2 separate regions of the Homo sapiens genome follow, and region 2 is linked to region 1. Evidence: chromatin contacts called from ENCODE Hi-C data. All regions are on one chromosome and are shown on one strand. Each heading gives the region's core, a stretch centred on a gene start or an enhancer-like site at or near the end of the contact. The rest is flanking DNA. Distances are from core to core; before and after follow the strand shown. Region 1 has its middle 13 kb from the start of DSCAML1. Region 2 overlaps TMPRSS4 (transmembrane serine protease 4).

The links. A loop is a pair of places that touch in the nucleus more often than their neighbours do. Pooled maps may share reads with other maps.
Region 2: a loop to region 1 is called in a map with no recorded cell type, with 2.4 times the contacts of the local background. The contact joins two enhancer-like sites. A Hi-C loop is called at or near these places in 5 of 37 single-sample maps with no recorded cell type and 3 of 50 pooled maps.

The regions. Positions count from the first base shown.
Region 1 is chr11:117,806,147-117,813,609 of GRCh38, forward strand. It overlaps a transcript of DSCAML1 not described here. Among named protein-coding and RNA genes, the nearest start is that of DSCAML1, 13 kb to the left of the region's middle. RefSeq lists enhancers at 3,260-3,329, 3,380-3,429. Within about 2 kb of position 3,590, at least 9 of the 41 ENCODE cell types and tissues checked have a DNase peak (open chromatin) inside an H3K27ac peak, as active enhancers do.
Region 2 is chr11:118,106,489-118,113,486 of GRCh38, forward strand. It overlaps TMPRSS4 (transmembrane serine protease 4), which reads left to right. Exons shown (of 13, transcript NM_019894.4): 6 at 1,286-1,387; 7 at 2,368-2,408; 8 at 5,253-5,412; 9 at 6,781-6,947. Among named protein-coding and RNA genes, the nearest start is that of SMIM35, 23 kb to the left of the region's middle. Within about 2 kb of position 2,995, at least 2 of the 41 ENCODE cell types and tissues checked have a DNase peak (open chromatin) inside an H3K27ac peak, as active enhancers do.

The DNA.
Region 1 (7,463 bases), core at 2,340-4,839:
CTGGGTTGGATGATCTTTACAGTCTCACCTAGGGCAAGGGGTTCGATAAGTCTGTGAAGAGAGCTGCTTAAGCTCAGAGAAAGGAGTGGTCAGTAAAAACCAAGGTAGGATGTGAGTTGGGCTTGAGCAATGGGAAGGATATGCAGAGAGGCAGGGAAAAGGCCTCCCTGCAGGGGCTCAGGAAAGCCTGACTCTATGGTGTGTCTACCCATCTGAGACACCCACACATCTGGCACATGGCAGTTCAGAGCTGTGTCCTCAAAGACTCATCGGTCCAAACTCTGAGCTGAACTGGCGGGCTAATTGTTTGTCTGCATCAGCCAAAGTAGCTTCTTCTTTTGGCAAATCATAATCAGAGTCCTGGACTCCTACTAATAACAATGATTATAATTGAGCACTTGCTGTGGGCCCAGCACTATGCTAATTACTCCAGATGCATAATCTCCAAACAACCCTATAAGACTGGTATGATTATTATCATCCCCATTTTACAGACAGTGAAACTGAGACATAGAGAAATTAACTAAGTTGTCCAATTCACGCAGCGTCAGATGCTCAAGGCAGTCTAATTTCAAACTCATCATTCTATGTATTGACTTTGGTGGTGGTGGTAGTGTTACTGCTGTTACATTTTTTAAAGTTTGAACATGGAAAATTTCAAGAATATACAAAAGTGGGGAGAACAGTATAACGAATTATTATGCACTCATTTCCCAGATGCTACAAGAGTTGACTCATGGCCAGTTTTTTGTTTCATCTATGCTCCCCTCCCATCACCATGAATTTTTCTGAAGCAAATTTCTTGTGTTACATAATTTCATCCATTGATCATTTTGTGTGCATCTCTCAAGGATGAGGCCAAATCCTCTTTCTCAATCACAATACTTTTTGCCTCCTGACTGAGAAGTTCCTTGGCCGGGGCACCCGCTTCCCCCAAGCCACACGCCAGATTTCAGGCTAGCCACTTCCCCACACAGTGGGCACAGAGGCAACAGGCTCAGCGGGTAGCCTGTCCCCAGCTCCTCACCACACAGCCTGACCAAATGGCATCTCTCTGCCTCCTCAGAGTGAATTTTTATCGCTGAAGCCCCTGCCATCAGTCTAGTTGCTCTGCAGATGGGGAACTGGATGTGGTGGTCTGCCTGGTGGGGTTGTTGACACAAGGATGAGTCTTTCTTGACCAGGCCTGTCCTAGGCTCCAACCCTGGCCTTGCCCCAAATCCCAGTACCTACTTCAGAATGATTTGGGGGGTGGGAGATCTCCTCTGCCTGGGAGGAAATGACTCCCCACTCCGCCCAGCCTAAGAGCAAGAAGGGATGAGATGGAGCCAAGAACCTGGAGTCAGAGATTCACCGCACTTCTCATGAGCTGGGAGGACCAAGTCTCACCTTTTTGGTCTGTGGAAGTGGGAACAGAACACCGACCCTGCAGCGTGGCTGTGAATGTCTAAGGAGATGGGCAAGTTTTCTCCGCAGAGTTGTTTAGCTAGAGAAGGTCACAGTACCTGCCATGGCCAGCAGGTGTCGCCCAAAGACTGAGTATGAGAAACCTTTGGGCGGGATGGGGGCTCCTCCATGGAGATTATCTTTCAATATTAGATACAGCTGGACTTGGAAGAAGTGGAAGAAAATTCAGCCTGAAGGGTTTCTCCTTTGAAAACTCAGTCTGGTTCTGGCTTTCGTCGGAGTTAAAAATTGGAGCTTTGCAGTTTTCACCCAGGCTAGAGTGCAAAGGCGTGGTCTCGGCTCACTGCAACCTCCACCTCCTGGGTTCAAATGATTCTCCCACCTCAGCCTCCCGAGTAGCTGGGACTACAGGTGCATGCCACCACACCCAGCTAATTTTTGCATTTTTAGTAGAGATGGGGTTTCACTTTGTAGGCCAGGCTGGTCCTGAACTCCTGACCTCGTGATCCGCCCGCCTAGGCTTCCCAAAGTGGTGCGATTACAGGCGTGAGCTACCGCGCCCGGCCTGCAGTTTTCAAAGTATGCTCACATGAAGATACCACAGCAAGACAGACATCAATATCCGCATGTTACAGATGAGGAAATTGAGGCTTCAGAAAGAGAGTGACTTGCTAAAAATTATGCAGGCACTAAATGACAGAGCCATTAAGTGACAAAATATAGAATTAGAAGGCCTTCGGACTCTATATTCTGGGCAATCTGCCGACACATTCCTATGGGTCAAACCTTTAGGAGGAGTCCTGAGACCATGGCTGGGCTGTCCCTGCCCCTCTGGAAAAGATAATAGGCGCATGCCCGAAGCCCCTGGCATGCGACATGCTATCCCCTGAGAGCATTTGCCATCTCTGGGTCTCAGTGGCTCCGAAACCACACAACTACACATGCACACAGGCACAGGTGAGGTGAAGGAGAGAGAGATCCCAGACTACAGAATCCGGGATCTGTATTTTCTGTTTCCCAGTATTTGGATGTAAGAAGCTTAGCATAGGTCTTGGGGCTGGCATTTGGGAAATCCTGAACTAGAAGATAAACTAGAAGGTTTATGTTCTGTAGTTTCATAAACACTATCCACTTAAGCTTGTCAAAAACACTAATACAGTGTCTGGCACATACTTGATAGTCAACAAAAATTTGCTGAATAATAAATGGCTGAAAAACACGCAATCACCCAGCCCAGCAGAAGCCTTGGTGAACACTGCTTCATCCCTCACCCACTTTACATGTTCGCAGCACTTTGTGGCGTACATATCTCATTTACACACATGATCTCGTTCAATCTCTTTAATGAGTTGGATATCACAAACCCCATCTCACAGATGAGAAAACTGAGGCTCCGAGACACTAAAGGACTTCCCCAGGGCTGCCCAGGTGGTCAGTGACCGAGCCAAGCTCACGCCCACGCCTGTCTACCCTGCTCTAGCAGCTCCGTCACTGCCCCGCCCCTGCTTCATATCATTTCCACTGCGAAGCTTGAGAGGAGGAAAAATCCATCCAGAGAGAATGAATCTTCCAGATCCGTTGGGAATGCCTCAGATTTAGGAGAGGCGACCTCAGGAGTTTGCCCTGAGACCCCAGGCTCAGGAGAAGTCTTGCCTCATTTGGCGAAGGGGCTCAGTGCAGACCTCCAGGGTGGGGCAGGTCCTGGGAGGCCAGCTGCCGCGTCTGCACTCCTGGAAAGTGCAGTGTGGGAAGGGTGGGAGCTGTGGGAAGGGAGGGGAGCCCTCCTCCCCGCTGTGCCTGACTCCTTGGGCGTGGCTCTGATGGCTGGAGAGGACAACCCGCCTCCCTGGCCCACTACTGGATGTGTCTCTGCGGTCCTCCGCGGAAGGAAGCTCCAGGCCTCCGCACTGGGAACCTGGTGTCTGCCTCCCCCTAGTGCCACAGGACAGGATGGTGGCGCCGCAGGCTGCTGTGCAGTACAACATAGACGGCGGCCACTCAAATTCTCCACTACACAGGTCCTGCCCTTCACCCCAGTCATGTCTCGCAGTGAAGCCGGAGGCTGGGCTCACTCCCTGCCCCAGCCTGTGTCCTTGCCAGCCTCTAAGAACTACTGGAGGGGACCAATGGTGTCCTCCAAAACAGACCTCTGATTCTCAGCTGAGGAGGCTGAATCGCCGCGCAGCGCTCCAGATGCTAGGTCCACCCACGCAACCCTCCTGGGTTGCTCTGCTCCTCCCCAGTTCCAGCTCAACTAGCAACGCACAACACACACAAACTCACACAGTCACATACACACTCACACTCACTTACACATTCACATACTCTTACACACACACACCCACACACTCACACACACATTCACACATTCACACACACGCATATTCACATACACACATTCACACACTCACACATTCACACACACTCATACACACATTCACATACACACATTCCCACACTCACACATATTCAAATATTTTCACACACATTCACACTCACACACATTCACACACTCACTTACACATTCGCACACACATACACACATTCACATACATACATATTCACATTTCAATCTTGGCGCCACACTTCAATCTCTCCCTTCTCTTAATTTCAATTCCTTTCATTTTCTGATAGAGACAAAGGAGACACGTGGACCCAAAACTCCGTGGACCCAAACTCCGTGGACCCAAAACTCCGTGGACTCAAAACTCCAGCGCCCTCTGGGGGAGGGGCAAGTACCCCTCAACCCCTTCTCCTTCACCCTTAGTGGCAAGTCCCGCTTTTCTAGGGGGCAAGAACCCCCAATCCCTTATTTCCGCACCCCGACCTCTTATCTCTGTGTCCCAATCCCTTATTTCCGCACCCCGACCTCTTATCTCTGTGCCCCAATCCCTTATTTCCGTGCCCCAACCCTTTCTCTGCTTTTCTGGAGGGCAAGAAACCCCCACCCCCTTCTCCGTATCTCTACTCTTTTCTCTAGGCTTGCCTCCTTCACTATGGGCAAGCTTCCACCTTCCATTCCTCCTTCTTCTCCCTTAGCCTGTATCCTTAAGAACTTAAAACCTCTTCAACTCTCACCTGACCTAAAATCAAAGTGTCTTATTTTCTTCTGCAATGCCGCTTGACCCCAATACAAACTCGACAGTAGTTCCAAATAGCCGGAAAACAGCTCTTTCAATTTTTCCATCCTACAAGAGCTAAATAATTCTTGTCGTAAAATGGGCAAATGATCTGAGGTGCCTGACGTCCACGCATTCTTTTACACATCAGTCCCTTCCTAGTCTCTGTGCCCAGTGCAACTCGTCCCAAATCTTCCTTCTTTCCCTCCCGCCTGTCCCCTCAGTCCCAACCCCAAGCGTCGCTGAGTCTTTCTAATCTTCCTTTTCTACAGACCCATCTGACCTCTCCCCTCCTCGCCAGACCAAGCTAGGTCCCATTTCTTCCTCAGCCTCCGCTCCTCCACCCTGTAATCTTTTTATCGCCTCTCCTCCTCACACCCGGTCTGACTTACAGTTTCGTTCTGTGACTAGCCCTCCCCCACCTGCCCAGCAATTTACTCTTAAAAAGGTGGCTGGAGCTAAAGGCATAGTCAAGGTTAATGCTCCTTTTTCTTTATCCCAAATCAGATAGCGTTTAGGCTCTTTTTCATCAAATATAAAACCCCAGCCGAGTTCATGGCTCGTTCGGCAGCAACCCTGAGAAGCTTTACAGCCCTAGACCCTAAAAGGTCAAAAGGCCATCTTATTCTCAATATACATTTTATTACCCAATCTGCTCCCGACATTAAATAAAACTCCAAAAATTAGAATCTGGCCCTCAAACCCCACAACAGGACTTAATTAACCTCACCTTCAAGGTGTACAATAATAAAAAAAGTTGCAATTCCTTACCTCCACTGTGAGACAAACCCCAGCTACATCTCCAGCACACAAGAACTTCCAAACGCCTGAACTGCAGCGGCCAGGCGTTCCTCCAGAACCTCCTCCCCCAGGAGCTTACTACAAGTGCTAGAAATCTGGACACCAGGCCAAGGAATGCCTGCAGCCCAGGATTCCTCCTAAGCCGTGTCCCATCTGCGCGGGACCCCACTGGAAATCGGACTGTTCAACTCACCTGGCAGCCACTCCCAGAGCCCCTGGAACTCTGGCCCAAGGCTCCCTGACTGACTCCTTCTCGGCTTAGCAGCTGAAGACTGAGGCTGCCTGATTGCCTTGGAAGCCCCGTAGACCATCGCGGATGCCGAGCTTTAAGTAACTCTCACAGTGGAGTGTAAGTCCATCCCCTTCTTAATCAATACGGAGGCTACCCACTCCACATTACCTTCTTTTCAAAGGCCTGTTTCCCTTGCCTCCATAACTGCTGTGCGTATTGACAGCCAGACTTCTAAACCTCTTAAAACTCCCCAACTCTGGTGCCAACTTAGACAACACTCTTTTATGCACTCTTTTTTAGTTATCTCCACCTGCCCAGTTCCCTTATTAGGCCGAGATATTTTAACCAAATTATCTGCTTCCCTGACTATTCCTGGATTACAGCTGCATCTCATTGCTGCCCTTCTTCCCAATCCAAAGCCTCCTTTGCGTCCTCCTCTTGTATTCCCCCACCTTAACCCACAAGAGACCTCTACTCCCTCCTTGGCGACCAATCATGCACCCCTTACCATCTCATTAAAACCTAATCACCCTTACCCCACTCAATGCCAATATCCCATCCCACAGCAAGCTTTGAAAGGATTAATGCCTGTTATCACTCGCCTGCTACAGCATGGCCTTTTAAAGCCTATAAACTCTCCTTACAATTCCCCCATTTTACCTGTCCTAAAACCAGACAAGCCTTACAAGTTAGTTCAGGATCTATGCCTTATCAACCAAATTGTTTTGCCTATCCACCCCATGGTGCCAAACCCATATACTCTCCTATCCGCAATACCTCCCTCCACAATCCATTATTCTGTTCTGGATCTCAAACGTGCTTTCTTTACTATTCCTTTGCACCCGTCATCCCAGCCTCTCTTCGCTTCACTTGGACTGACCCTGACACCCATCAGGCTCAGCAAATTACCTGGGCTGTACTGCCACAAGGCTTCACAGACAGCCCCCATTACTTCAGTCAAGCCCAAATTTCATCCTCATCTGTTACCTATCTCGGCATAATTCTCGTAAAAACACACGTGCTCTTCCTGCTGATCGTGTCCGACTAATCTCCCAAACCTCAATCCTTTACAAAACAACAACTCCTTTCCTTCCTAGGCATGGTTAGTGCAGTCAAAATTCTTACACAAGAGCCAGGACCGCACACTGTAGCCTTTCTGTGCAAACAACTTGACCTTACTGTTTTAGCCTAGCCCTCATGTCTGCGTGCAGCGGCTGCCACTGCTTTAATACTTTTAGAGGCCTTTCCTACAAGGTCTGAGAAGGCCACCACAGTCATTTCTTCCCTTCTGTCAGACATAATTCCTCAGTTTAGCCTTCCCACCTCTATACAGTCTGATAACAGACCAGCCTTTATTAGTCAAATCAGCCAAGCATTTTTTCAGGCTCTTAGTATTCAGTGACAGACTAATGGTCTATTAAAAACACACCTCACCAAGCTCAGCCACCAACTTAAAAAGGACTGGACAATACTTTTACCACTTTCCCTTCTCAGAAGTCAGACATGTCCTCAGAATGCTACAAGGTACAGCCCATTTAACCTCCTGTATAGATGCTCCTTTTTATTAGGCCCCAGTCTCATTCCAGACACCAGACCAACTTCGACTGTGCCCCAAAAAACTTGTCATCCCTACTATCTTCTGTCTAGTCATACTCCTATTCACCGTTCTCAACTACTCATACATGCCCTGCTCTTGTTTACACTGCCGGTTTATACTGTTTCTCCAAGCCATCACAGCTGATATCTCCTCGTGCTATCTCCAAATTGCCACTCTTAACTCTTGAAGTAAATAAATAATCTTTGCTGGCAGGACTATGCTGAATCTCCATAGGCACTCTCTAATTAAATGTCCTAGGTCCTCCCAATTCTTAGACCTTTTATACCTGTTTTTCTCCTTCTCTTAT
Region 2 (6,998 bases), core at 1,745-4,244, 300 kb after region 1:
TTTTTTTTTTTTTTTTGACAGAGTCTCACTCTGTCACCCAGGCTGGAGTGCAATGGCACCATCTCTGCTTACTGCAACCTCCACCTCCCAGGTTCAAGTGATTCTTTCGCCTCAGCCTCCCAAGTAGCTGGGATTACAGGCACGCACCATCATGCCCAGCTAATTTTTATATTTTTGTAGAGACCGAGTTTCACCATGTTGGCCAGGCTGGTCTTGAACTCCTGACCTCAGGTGATCCACCCACCTCGGCCTCCCAAAGTGCTGGGATTACAGGCGTGAGCCACTGCACCCAGCCCCGTGCATCTTTTTATAGAGGGGGAAACTGAGGCTTGGAGAGACCCAGAAAAAGAATATGACCTGCCCAAGGCCACACATCAAACTAGTGCCAGAGCCAGGGACAGAACCTAGATCATGAGGACTCTTAAAATGCACTCTAGTCCTCCCAGGTCTGAGACTTGGGTCCTTCCAGGAAGTGCCAGCATTCCTGCCTGAGAATGTGCCAATCCACCAGTATTGCCAATGACTCAGCCCTCCATGGAGAGCTTCTACTAACATTACTAGCATAGTTAGGGATGGAAGGAAAAGATTTAGAAGAGGCAGATTCAGTAAAGGAACAATCAGAGAGATGGAATTAATCAAGGAAGGCTTCCTGGAGGAGGAAAAACTTCAACCCAAGGTTTGAAAGTAGCAAGCATGGATTAGCAGGGAGAAAGAGGGAGAGTGGTCCAGTTGAGAGAAACGTTTGTCTGGATTCATATGAAGACAGATCTAGTCCTGTTCTATTAAATATCTCTAAGGGGGCCAAAAACATACCCCCGCTATCAAAGTCAGACCAGATGCTTTGTTTGGAGAACGAAATATCCACATTCCAACTCCCTCCCAGGTGAGAAGGGAGCTAACCTGAGCCCCTATGCCTCTTTGTTTCCCTGCTGTGAACCAGAAGACATTGCTGGGATATTTGAAATAGGGACAGAGCTGGGAATATGGAAAGGAGACCCCTAACATTTCTCCAGGGCTCTGGGTTCTGGATTTGGATTCCCCACCCAAGAAAGCAAGTTACATCAGCAATGCACTGAGGGTTGAGTCCTGGGATGCCAAGGGTCGGTTCTTTATTGTATAGCAAAGCAGGCCCCATCTTCACTGACTAAGACCATCTCCACTCCCTGGCCACTCCCCACCAAGCATTCTCTGCCACTCTTTCTCCTGAAAGTGGGGGCCAACTCTACCATCTTGTTCTAACCCCCTGCCCCAGCTCACAACTCTCTCTCCCTCTTGATGTGAGCAGCAAACCCACTTTCAGAGCTGTGGAGATTGGCCCAGACCAGGATCTGGATGTTGTTGAAATCACAGAAAACAGCCAGGAGCTTCGCATGCGGAACTCAAGTGGGTAAGTGAGGGGACACCTTCTGGCCTACAGAAGGCCCCCACATGGACGCTGCTCTTCAGGTTGCAACCAGCTCACCTGGAACCCCAAGCAGCCAGGGGAATGTAAGCAGACATCAGGAAGAACTCCTAGCCAGATGGATCATTCAATGCCAAGAGCTATAGACTCACATTTTGGAGAGGTTTTCTGTGTTGACTTGTTTTTAATACAATGGACAGCTGGACAAAGTGTGTTGTCCTACTCAGAGCCAGAGGGATGGATAATGTGACCTTTCCATCAATCTGGATAGTAAATAGTTTTTGCTACTGCTGTAGGTTTTCTAATAAATTGCCCAATAGGCAAGATTCCAAAGTCACTTTGTCCTTCCCTACCACTTACCCAGCCAGAGCTCCCCACCTTCTTGATGCTCCAGGGAAGAGGCTCCATGGCCCTTGTGGGTGGCCTGTTCCTGAGCCTCGCCACCCTGTGTTAGAGCAGAGCATCCAGATGAAATCTGTCACACTGTGGCAAAGTGGCTCAGAGAGGAGGCTGGCTTCCTAGCATTCAGGGACGTTGCTGAGGGCCGCTTATTCACCGAAAATAAATCTTGAAAAGGACAGGGCTGGTAGCAGAATGATCCTTTACCTAAAATTCTATCAAAATCCCATTCTTCCATTTGGAAAGCCCACAGTGTCACAGACTCTGTTCCGGGCTCTGTCCTCTTCCCTCTTGGGTCCCAGGAGCCCAGGCTGGGCTTTGAAGCAGGCAGGGCCCAGCACACAGTAGGTACTCAGCAGTGGGGGTGTTGAATCCAATCAAACGGAAGTGTCAATGCAGGAAATGCAATGGATGTCAATGCAGTCTCCAAATGTTCCCCACTGTGCAGCTTCCACATTCCCGAGGTATTGGGAGGGGACTTGAATTAACAGCTTCGGGAGGCCTGAGTCCCTGCCTCCCAGCTGAGGAAGAAGCTTAAATCACAGGGCGCTGTGTCTGTCTTCCAGGCCCTGTCTCTCAGGCTCCCTGGTCTCCCTGCACTGTCTTGGTGAGTACCCCCAATCTCTGAGGGTTTGGGGCCTGGGCCAGCAATGAGCAGGGAGGAAGACCTTCATCTTCACTCCTAAATTTCTGGGACTCCAAGTTTCATTCTGCCTTGGTCTACAGCCCTTGGGCTTGTCGGTCAATGCCCCCTCGAGTTGTTGGTGGCCTTGGGCAGGTCACATTCTTTTTCTGGGTCTTTCCAAGCCCCAGTTTCCCCCTTCTACCATCTGTGCATGGCTCCATGACCTAAGTGGAGACCTGGGAGAGAGTGTTAGGAAGACCGAAAAGGGCAGGACGGGGCCTCCACTGCCTCCCATCCCTGGTCCGGGCCCACATAGCCTTCTTTGTCACAATCAGCTCAGGTATCCAAGATCAGATTACCCACATTCATTATTTGAGCAACTATTCATTGAACAGTTAGAATATGTCTCACTCTGTCAGTTGCTGGCTAGAAGTAGAAAGTACCAGATGAGTGAAATAATTGGCCACTATCCTTGGTAGCTGATGACTAAGTAAGAGAGAGATGCAAGACAACATGTGGAAAATGCCAAACTGAGTAGCAGTCACAGTTGACATGCTGCAGAGAGAGCTGGCCGGGGGTCAGAAGACCTGGGCACCAGTCCTGTTCATTTCCAGTGTGGCCTCGAGTCATTCACCTGACCTCCCTGAAGTTCATTTTCCCAAGAAGTTGTTTAGTCCAACTGCCCATCAAGGATCTTTAGGGACCCTTCTAGCTCTAACAGAGGAGATCAGAAAAGAAAACAAGCAATGTGGCTCAGCTCATCCTACAAGCTTCATAGAGAACTGAGACTGGCCTGGAAGCATAGCCAGAAATTAGAACGCCTAAGGGAAGAAGGTCACAACGCTGCCTCTGCAATTTAGGAGTGTATATGCTTTCCTGCAGGATGTTGAGAGTTTCATTCATTATCGTATGCCCCCTACCCCGGCCCCACAATACCTAGTGCGTGGGATCTGACACGTGGTGGCTGGTCAATGAATGAATGAATGAATGGTCACACCATCTGAGGTTCTGCACTGAGTAGCCCTGAAGGCTTGAAGCAGCATAAGTGACAGGTCCTCCCTTGAGGGGCCTCTGTTTTACCAATAAGCCAAGACCTAAGCTCAACAACACTGAAAGGGTGGCCAATACCCAGGACAGCCTGTGGGAATTCCAGAGAAAGGGAGATTCCCAGGGACTGGGGGCCCAGGCTAAACACTGAAAAATGCATCTGTAGGCTCAAGGAGGAAAAGCCCATGTCTGTCTGTCTTGCCCACCACTCTCTCCCAGCACCCAGCACTGCCCCAGGACAGAGAGCACTTGACACAAGTTGGTTAGATTAATGAATGATTTAGAGTTCAGTGGTCCCCAACCTTTTTGGCACAAGAGACTGGTTGCATGGAAGACAATTTTTCCGCAAACCAAGAGGGGGATAGAGAGCATTAGATTCTCTCTTTTTTTTTTTTTTGAGACCAAGTCTGGCTCTTGTCACTCAGCCTGGAGTAAAGTGTTGCGATCTCGGCTCACTGCAACCTCCGCCTCCTGGATTCAAGCGATTCTCCTGCCTCAGCCCCCTAAATAGCTGGGATTACAGGCACCCGTCACCAGCCCAGCTGGGACTATAGGCATGTGCCACCATGCCCGGCTAATTTTTGTATTTTTAGTAGAGACGGCGTTTCACCATGTTGGCCAGGCTAGTCTCGAACTCCTGACCTCAGGTGATCTGCCCGCCTGAGCCTCCCAAAGTGCTGGGATTACAGGCATGAGCTGCCTCACCCAGCCTAAAGTCTCATAAGGAACGTACAGCATAGATCCCTCACATGTGCAGTTCACAATAAGGTTGTGCTCCTACAAGAATCTAACGCCACCTCTGATCTGACAGGAGGTGAAGCTCAGGTGGTCATGCTCGCTTGTCCCTGCCACTCACTTCCTAATGTACAGCCAGGTTCCTAACAGGCCACGAACCAGTGGGAAGGGCATCTTTTTGGATCAAAAACAGAATTACTTTTTAGAGAACTACAAGCAGATCAATTTGGCTAGACAGAGACTTTATATGAAACAGCAGGAGGCTGCTAGGAGGAGTGGAAACTCTACTTTGCCCTCAAGGGAGATCCCGAAGGGCTTTGCAGGAGCGGGCAAGGTGGCATGAAGAAAGCAGTGTTTGAAATCAGGTGGTATTTGAAAAGCCCAGCCCTTCCCCTTAGAATGGCCCTTCTACCATCTGTGCATGGCTCCACAACCGTGGTGGTGGCTGCCAGAAGAATTGGAAAGGCAGAGCATGGGTGGAGAGGGGGGACCTGAGGGCTTTACAGGAGTTCCGGGGGTGGTGAGGGTGTGAAAGCCAGGTCAGTCAGTAGGAAGACAGGATGTCAGATTGAGAGACTCCCCTGGCCGGGGAAACAGACTTGGAGAAGGGGGAGTTTTGGATGAGACAGTCCACTTCCGAGTCACAAAATAGCTTGTGGGTGTCTGTTTACTGTTACTCAGTGGGAGTGGCTGGGGACACGCCACCTGGGCAGGGCTTTCGTAATTCTGCATCACTTGTGAAGGTCACAGATTCCCAGCACAACGGACACACCCATGTTCATAGTCTGAACTCCTAAACACATCTTAAACCAAAATAAAAAAAAAAGAAAGAAAGAAAGAAAAAGGAGAGGGAGGTTTGAGGAAAGCCTATGGTCTGGGACACTCAATACCTCCCATGAATATCTCATATTGGGCTGGTCCTCTCTCCACTCTGGCCCCAGCCATAAGGGCCCTGCTTAGAGCAGATTTTGGGTGCTGAGTGGAGGCAGCCTCATCCCCAACAGCCTGACTTCCTGCCTCCTCCCTGCCTCTGCCTGTGTCCAGCCTGTGGGAAGAGCCTGAAGACCCCCCGTGTGGTGGGTGTGGAGGAGGCCTCTGTGGATTCTTGGCCTTGGCAGGTCAGCATCCAGTACGACAAACAGCACGTCTGTGGAGGGAGCATCCTGGACCCCCACTGGGTCCTCACGGCAGCCCACTGCTTCAGGTAAGACCCCAGCTGTAAGGAGGTCTCTGGGGACCAAGGCCAGTCAGGGACCAGAGAGCTTGGGGTCCTGTCTCCTGGCACCGTCCTTCTCTTCACTCTCCCACTAGAGACGTTTTCCAGGTTGTGGTGGCCCCAATGAGACAATGGCCATGATGCCCTTTGTTAGGCTTTTGGGTGTCTGAGCAGAGGGTGCTGGTCACCAAGCATGGCCTCTTCCTGGTGGGACACCAGCAGATACCCAGAGTCCTCACCCCACCCCCATATCGTTCAAGCTACAAAAGCTCTTCCCACCTGCCTCAACTTCCAAGAACTCACTCTCTTTTTGCTTGTTTCCAGGAAGTTGTTCCAGGGTCTAGAGTCATAGCCACGTCCTCATTATGTCTGGAAACTTTAAAAAAATTAAAGAGCATAGGTTCCTTTCAGTCCACAGAGAAGCCTGGCCTTACCTCAGGGAAGGGCTACTCCCAGACCCCCTTCACTTTTTTTTTTTTTTTTTTTTTTTTTTTTTTTGAGACAGAGTCTTGCTCTGTTGCTTAGGCTGGAGCGCAGCAGCATGATCTTGGCTCACTGCAACCTCCGCCTCCTGAGTTCAAGCAATTCTCCTGCCTCAGCTTCCCAAGTAGCTGGGACTATAGGCATGGGCCACCATGCCCGGCTAATTTTTGTATTTTTGGTAGAGACAGGGTTTCACCATGTTGGCCAGGCTGATCTCTAACTCCTGACCTCAAGTGATCTGCCCACCTCAGCCTCCCAAACTGCTGGGATTACAGGCATGAGCCAGGGCATCCGGCTTTTATTTATTCATTCATTCAATATCTAATGAGCACCTACCAGGTACCAAACACCAGATGATGCGCCCAAGTTCATTAGACCCCACCGCTGTCTTCAAGGCACTCATGATCTAGGCCAGCGTTTTTTAACCACTTTTTTTTTTTTTTTTTTTGAGATTCTGGTGAGAGCTATAAATTCTTTCCTGGAAAAACATCTCTGCACACTAAGCTGTGCCTGGCATTGGGAAAAAGAAAGCACGTAATGTAACTGACAGCATGAGTAACACAGTGAGAAAGGTTGGAGGAGAGAGCGCCAGGACCTCAGAACTCAGGCATTAGAGGAGCCCCTTCCCCAGCCCTCCTTGAGGTTTCGTTGGGCAGGTTTCACTGAGGAAAAAGGGTCAAATCCCTTTTTCGAATTTGACTTCTTGTAAGTGCCAGAAGACTGCCCCTTCTCCACCATCCCTGCCTCACCATCATCTTTCCTCCCAAGGCAGTGACATCCAGCACCCCGATCCCTAGGGCCCTGGGGACCCAGCCTTTGGCAAAGTCTCCTCAGGCTTGGATCAGGCCTGAACCCAGCTGTCTCTACCCCCAGGAAACATACCGATGTGTTCAACTGGAAGGTGCGGGCAGGCTCAGACAAACTGGGCAGCTTCCCATCCCTGGCTGTGGCCAAGATCATCATCATTGAATTCAACCCCATGTACCCCAAAGACAATGACATCGCCCTCATGAAGCTGCAGTTCCCACTCACTTTCTCAGGTGAGAAGCAGGGCCCAAGGCCACTCAAGCCTCTTACATCAGTTTTCACGC